2 separate regions of the Homo sapiens genome follow, and region 2 is linked to region 1. Evidence: chromatin contacts called from ENCODE Hi-C or POLR2A ChIA-PET data. All regions are on one chromosome and are shown on one strand. The core of a region is the stretch at or near the end of the contact, and the rest is flanking DNA. Distances in the headings are between cores, read along the strand shown.

The links. Hi-C counts contacts between places; a loop is a spot of excess contacts on that map. ChIA-PET counts read pairs that join two places held with the same protein, here RNA polymerase II (POLR2A). Pooled maps may share reads with other maps.
Region 2: a map of gastrocnemius medialis shows a loop between it and region 1 (3-fold over the local background). The contact joins the promoter of ATP9B here to the promoter of SALL3 in region 1. A Hi-C loop is called at or near these places in 3 of 168 maps with a recorded cell type or tissue (endothelial cell of umbilical vein, gastrocnemius medialis and mammary epithelial cell), 3 of 37 single-sample maps with no recorded cell type and 6 of 50 pooled maps. POLR2A ChIA-PET finds 5 or more read pairs at or near these places in 1 of 52 experiments (H1).

Annotation. Positions count from the first base shown.
Region 1 is chr18:78,978,342-78,981,385 of GRCh38, forward strand. It overlaps SALL3 (spalt like transcription factor 3), which reads left to right and starts at 1,477. Exons shown (of 3, transcript NM_171999.4): 1 at 1,477-2,015. The coding sequence starts at 1,934. LINC01896 (long intergenic non-protein coding RNA 1896) reads right to left here and starts at 1,350. Exons shown (of 5, transcript NR_187297.1): 1 at 699-1,350; 2 at 122-397. RefSeq lists an enhancer at 2,894-3,044.
Region 2 is chr18:79,067,803-79,071,016 of GRCh38, forward strand. ATP9B (ATPase phospholipid transporting 9B (putative)) reads left to right here and starts at 1,592. Exons shown (of 30, transcript NM_198531.5): 1 at 1,592-1,727. The coding sequence starts at 1,609.

The DNA.
Region 1 (3,044 bases), core at 227-2,726:
TTTTTTTTTCAAAAGTGGCGATAGGGACTGTTTGGACCTGACTCCAACCTGCGCCCTCCCTTCCTCTATGACCCTCCTGCGCTTTTCCTGGAACCCAAAGCTCTGACTTCGTCAAACTTACACAATTAAAGGCAGGCGGAAGAACGCGGGCTGGGAAGCAAGCGGGAAGATTCTAGAATGGAAGGGAGCCCGCCGAGCGCCGCGAGCCGCGCCAGGCCGGGTCCGATGGAGCAGGCGGGGATTCCTCCCCCAGGCGGACCCCCGCCACCAGCCCTGCCGGGAGCTCGCGGCCTGCGGAGCGCCCGGGCTGGCCGCTCACCGCCCGCTTCCCCCAGCGAACGACTCGGGGAAGCTCCAGGAGGCCATCTGTGCTGACGGTTCACACCAGACAGGACCACTTGCAAGGACAAAAATAAGAAATTTAGGAAACGAAAAAAGACGTACTGGGGCGAGGGGCGCGGGCGCGGCGACGACGGGGCCGGGGGCACATCCTGGCGGCCGCTCGGGGAGAGAGGACACGCGCGGGAAGGAGCGCGGCGGGTGCACGGCCGCGGGTGGGAGTACGCGCCTGTGCGCGCGGGGCGAGGGCGAGGGCGCGTGCGTGTGACCGCGGGGAGGGGGCGGGCGCGTGTGCGGGGAGCGCGCCGCGCCAGGGGCCGAGTGTGTGGGGCCGATCCAGAAGTGCGCAGCCCCCTCACCTGGCCCCCGTGTCATCCCCGAAATCCCGGGAAAGGGTGGGCCGCGCGCGGGAGTTTGGTGGAGTTGGAACTTTCGGTCGCGCTCGCTGCCCACTCCGCTGGCGCCCGGTGGCCCGTGGTGAAGGGGGACTAGGGTGGGGAACACCGGGGCCCTGCGGTCCCCTCCCTTTCCTGTATTTAAGAAGCCGCCGGCGGCGCAGAGGCCCAGGCGGGCTGGCGCGGGGGCGAGGCGGCCCGGTGGCAGCAGCGGGCGGGGCGGGCGCTCCGGAGTCGGTGGGGCCCGCGGGTTGGGGGGCGGGGAGAGGGGGGAGTGGAAGGGAGGGGGAACGCAGGGGAGGGAGAGGAGGGGAGGAGCCGCGCGGCCCGCGCCGCTTCCGAACCGGAAAGTTGGTCTTGCCGAAGTCCTGCCACCCCGGCGTGCGCACTCCGCTCCGCTCCGGCCGCGAGCCTCCGAGCCCGGCCGGCCGCCGGGGGAAGCCCGCGGAGGGGACGCGGGGCCGGGCGAGAAGGTCCGGAGAGCGGGGGGCACCTGAGCCCGGGCGGGCCCGCCGCGCTGAGCGGCGCTGAGAGCCGCGGCGGAGCAGCGAAGGCGGCCGGCCGACCCCGCGCGCCCGGAACAGGAGGCGCGGCGCCCGAGCGGCCCGGGCGAGACAAAGGCGCCGGGTCGGAGCCCTGCCCGCGGCCGCTCGCTCCGGGAGGGGCCGCCCGGCGGCGGCGGCGGGGGGGGCGCGGGCGGCGGCGCAGACACTCTATAAAGGGGCGAGCCCGGCGCGCCGGCGGAGACGGCGCCGCGCGGACGCCGCCAAAGTTTGCTGCCTGCGCCCTGCGGAGGGACGGCCACCGCGGCCCGCGCCGCACCCGGGCCCCGCCACAGCCGCACCCGGGGCGGCCGAGGAGCGCGGCGCCGGAGCCCGCGATGTGAGGCGGCGCCGGGCAGCGCGCGCCCCGGTCCCGAGGCGCCGCGGCCCCCTCCTCGTCGGCGCGGCCGCTAATTGCGAGCGCGGCCTCATTTGCATAGGCCGCCGGAGTCCGCTGGAGCCCGGCCAATCGGCGCGGCCCTCCGCTAATGGCCATGCATTATTCACCAGCCTAATTGCTCAGCCCCATGCGCGGCCCGCGCAGCCGCCGCCGCCCCGCGCCCCGCGCCGCGCGCCCGCCAGGCCGCCCCGCGCCGTCCCCGCCGGCCGCCCCGCTGATGCCGCTGCCCCGCGCGGGGCCCGAGCGCCGCTAGCAGCATGTCTCGGCGCAAGCAGGCCAAGCCCCAGCACCTCAAGTCGGACGAGGAGCTGCTGCCGCCTGACGGGGCTCCCGAGCACGGTGAGGGCCGGGGCTGCGGGGTGGCCGGGGGGTCTGGGGCTGCCCGTCCGGGCTGGGGAAGCGCGTGCGGCGGGAGCGGATGCGCGCGTCCGGGAGCGGGAGAAAGTTCCCTGCTTCCTGCGGGCAAGCGTCCGCCCCGCGCCAGGCCGGCCGCGGGGCCCCGGGTACTTCGCCGGAGCGCGCGCGGCCGCCGAGAGAGTTGTGGGCGAAGTAAACTTGGCTCCTCTCCTCGGAGTCGGGGAGCTGCCCGCGAAGGGCGCCGAGGCCGCGGCCGGCTCGAGGACGGCTCGGAGGCCGGGGCGGGAGGGAGTCCACGGTGCCTCCGCCGCCGCGCCGCCCCCCAGGGTCTCTGCGCCAGGACGCTGAGGCCGGCGGCGGCGGGGAAGGCGACCGCAGCCCACCTACCGCTGGACGCGGGTTGGGGACCCCGCCGCCCGGCCAGCTTTGTTCGGGGGCCCGCGGCCCCTCCCGGGCCCCCGCACCGCCTCGGGTGACCCGCGGTGTCCCAGCGCGTTGACGCAGCCTGTGATCCCTCGCGAGGCGAGGAGAAGGTCGGGGGCTTGGCTCTGCCTAATGGCCGCCCGGGGAATTAAGCTGGGGGTGAGCGCAGCGGCGGCGGCCTGGGCCTGGCCCCTGCTCGCGGCGTGTTTCCGGGGCGTTCGTTGCAGCGTCTGCGCGGGCCTTTTCTCTCCCGTCTTTTTGGATCCGCCGAGGCCGGGCGCTGGAGACCTCGGCTTTGCAGTCATTTCGCTGGTAGGAGCGTCCTCTTCGAAACATCCAAGAGCAAAGGGCAGGCGCCGCGAAAGTTAAGAGACTGGCAAAGGGCTGGACTTCCCAGAGTGGCGCCTTAGCCCCGCAAAGTTTGGGGCGCCCCCACCCCCTTCGTCGAGTCAAAACCTCGGCCGGCGGCGCCCGGGCTTCGGCGCGCCCCGCGGGGCCCCCAGGGCGCCAGGAAAGAGGGCCGAGGAGGGGCGACCCCACGACCCCGAGCCCGCAGCACAGCTCGCAGTAAAATAATTTGCTCCTTAA
Region 2 (3,214 bases), core at 342-2,841, 90 kb after region 1:
TGGTGTTACAGTGCCAGTGCTGTGAGAATGAGATGGTGTTATCAATATCAGTTGTTGAATGTGGGTGAGAGATGGTGTGAACAGTGTCAGCGGCTGAGAGTGAGGTAGAGAAATAATGGGTGAGGCCATTGTCAATTAGGAGGCCATTGGCGTCTTTTGAAAGTAGTTAGTGTCTGTGGAGTGGCATGTATTCAGGTTACATGAAAAGCAGCTGAGAAGCAAACTGGCAATCAGAGTGGCAGCAACAAATTAAGAATATTCATATTCATAAAGACCATTTTTTATAATGAAAAAGTAATACATGCAGATGGGGGAAGATCACCTGAACCTTGAGAGGTGGAAGATGTAGTGAGCCGTGATCAAAACATTACACTCCAGCCTGGGTAACAGAGACCCCATCTCCAAAAAACAGAAAAGAAAAGCATTTATAAGTTCATGTTGAACAGTGTTTCAAACACATAGACAAAATTTATATGTCATGAAAATGGAATATCAGAAAAACATTGTTTAAAAAAACACAAAGTGAGTAAACCATTAATACGTGAGGTGAGCGGTGCATCAGCTTGCCGGCTTCCAGCTGCAGCGGGTGATGGAGGTGGAAGGGAGCTGTCCTCGGGACAGGAAATGAAACAAACCCAACCAAAGCCGTGTATTCGTTTATTCAATATCGTTTTGCTTTCTTGTGTAGACTGAGGGTGTAAACCTCGTTTCTGACAGTCGCCTATAGGACTTTTCAGCAGGCTGTGGGCCTAGAGGTGGGGGATGTGGAATCAAGCTAAAGACCCAGAACCAGAGAAAGAAGGAAGCAGCAGTGAGGAAGCAGGACAAGAACATCTCGGAAATTCAGCCCGGCGCGGTGGGCGCGCCTGCAGTCGCGGCGCTTTGGGGGCCCGGGCCACGTAGCACGACCCTGCCTGTGAACGCACAGACACCAGCGGTTCCAAGGGCGCGGGCAGGAAGCGGGCACCGAAGGCAGGCTGGAGAAGCGCGGGGCGGAAGCAAGAAGCCGCGCGGCGAGGAGGGCGCGTGGGGCCCCACACAGCCATGGGGCGCGCGTACTACTGGCAGCGCAGGCTCTGGACCGCTAAGGAGGCCGCGCGCGCCCACGCGTGTCCCCGGCAGAGCTTCCAGGAGACGGCTGCGAGGCCCTTCCACCCGCGGACCAGAGCGCGCCGGGTCGAACCACGACCCACGTGCAGGCCCTCGCGCGCTACCGGAAGGCCAGCCTGTGGCGCACGCGCGCCCCGCCCCGCCGATCGGTGACGTCATCGGGCCCGTCACGAGGCGGGGGCGGGGCCTCGGAACGCGACGCCCCCCGTCCCAGCTTTAGCCACTCGTGACGTCATTGCCCGGACTCCACTGCCTCCTGCGCCGCGCTTTTGCCACCCTGGGCACGTCATCGTGCGCCGACGCCAAACGAGGGCGGGGCCTAGGGACGCCACACCTTCCGCGCCGCCGCTCGTTACGTCATCGGACCTCGCCGCTTGGCGGAGGCGGGGAAGGCCCGCAGGCGGCGCCTCAGCCGGGGTTGGCGCTGAGGGGAGAGGGCGGGGAAAAGGTGGCGAATTGAGGGGAAAGTGGGAGGGGCGGGAAAGGGGCGGTCGGAACATGGCGGACCAGATCCCGCTTTACCCGGTGCGTAGCGCAGCGGCGGCCGCAGCCAACCGCAAACGCGCGGCCTACTACAGCGCCGCGGGGCCCAGGCCGGGAGCCGACCGGCACAGCAGGTAACCGAGGCGGCACTGGCCCCGTTCCCCGCCGACGCTCCCCGGGGCCCCCAGCCCACCGCAGGAACCCGGAGCCGGGCGGGTCTGGGGTCGCTACCGGCGCGCCCCATCTGTTCGCTGGGAGCCGGGAGTCCTTGGCGTTCTGAGCGCGCCGCAGCTGTGGCGTCCGCCGGTGGTGAGGGCCGCGGGCAGCTGCCGGGGCGAGCGGCTGCATCCCCGGGACGCCTGGGCCGAGCGTAGGAGCCAGAACGGGAGCAGAGAACCGCGGTCCAGTGTTGAGGGGTGGCTGCTCTCCTAAAGTAAACGGGGATCAAAAGTGCTAACTTCTCGGATACTTCAGAGTCTCCGAAACTTGTTCTTGTAGCCCTGTGAATTGTGAAGGTGACGGATGTAACTTTTAATTGCTTTGTTAAAAACACACTTCTTATTGAAATGACTTCTCTTCGACATTTCGATATCTTTGCTAGGCACACTTTTTGTTTAAACATATATATACAAAGTGCTTTTTGTCGACAAGTAATTTTGCTTTTACGAAAGGGAAATGGGGTATTGAGAACGGTTAACTTGTTTAGTGGGGTCACAGGTTAGCAGTAGAATTAGTGTACAGACCTTTCATACTCGAGATTGCATTTAGCTCATATTTAACATTTCTCATTCAAAGAAAAGAAAATTTTAAAAAGTGTTGCTTCTTATAGTTTTTGAAGTTTTATTCCAGAGGAATTGTCGAAAACATAATTTCACTCAATATGTAGTTGCTTCAGAATTTGAGTTTTTGAATAATTTTTGTTTTCGGCCATTTGAGAGACTAACATATAGCTCAAAGTACATACTGGAATGTTATAACGCTGATTTGAGTGTTTACCCACTAGCGATTTACTCTCGGGTAACTTATTTAAACTCAAGCCATGGTTTCCTCATCTGTAAAATGCTGGATAATATTTTTTCTTACGGGATTATTGGAGATTACAGTAGAACATGTGTAAGGTGCCCTTTTTTCAGTGCTTGGTTGGAAGTGGGTTCTGGTGTTACCTATAACAGTAATTGTGTTAGTAAATCTGTTTAATTTTAGGAGTTCTTTAGTTGGAAATGTGCCACCTGTTTCAAAATAGGTTTCCATCACAGATTGAATCCATTTTTGCCTCATGTACTTTGAAGCACTGTCATGTGGTGCACGCACATTCAAGATTTTTTGTCATCTCGGTGGATTGTTCCTTTCATTGTTAATGTTCCTCTGTCTCTGGTAATTTTCTTTGCTCTAAAATCTTTATTAGATATTGATGTCGCCATTTATGCTTTTTTTTGGATTAATGTTTGCATGGTATTAGCTTTCAACTTACCTATGTTGAATTTGAAGTGAGTTTCTTGTTGGATCTTATATTTTTTATCAACTATGCCATTCTCTTTTGATTGGCATATTTACACCATTTACATTTACGATAATTACTGATATGTTAGAATATAAGTGTGCCATTTATTATCTGTGTTCT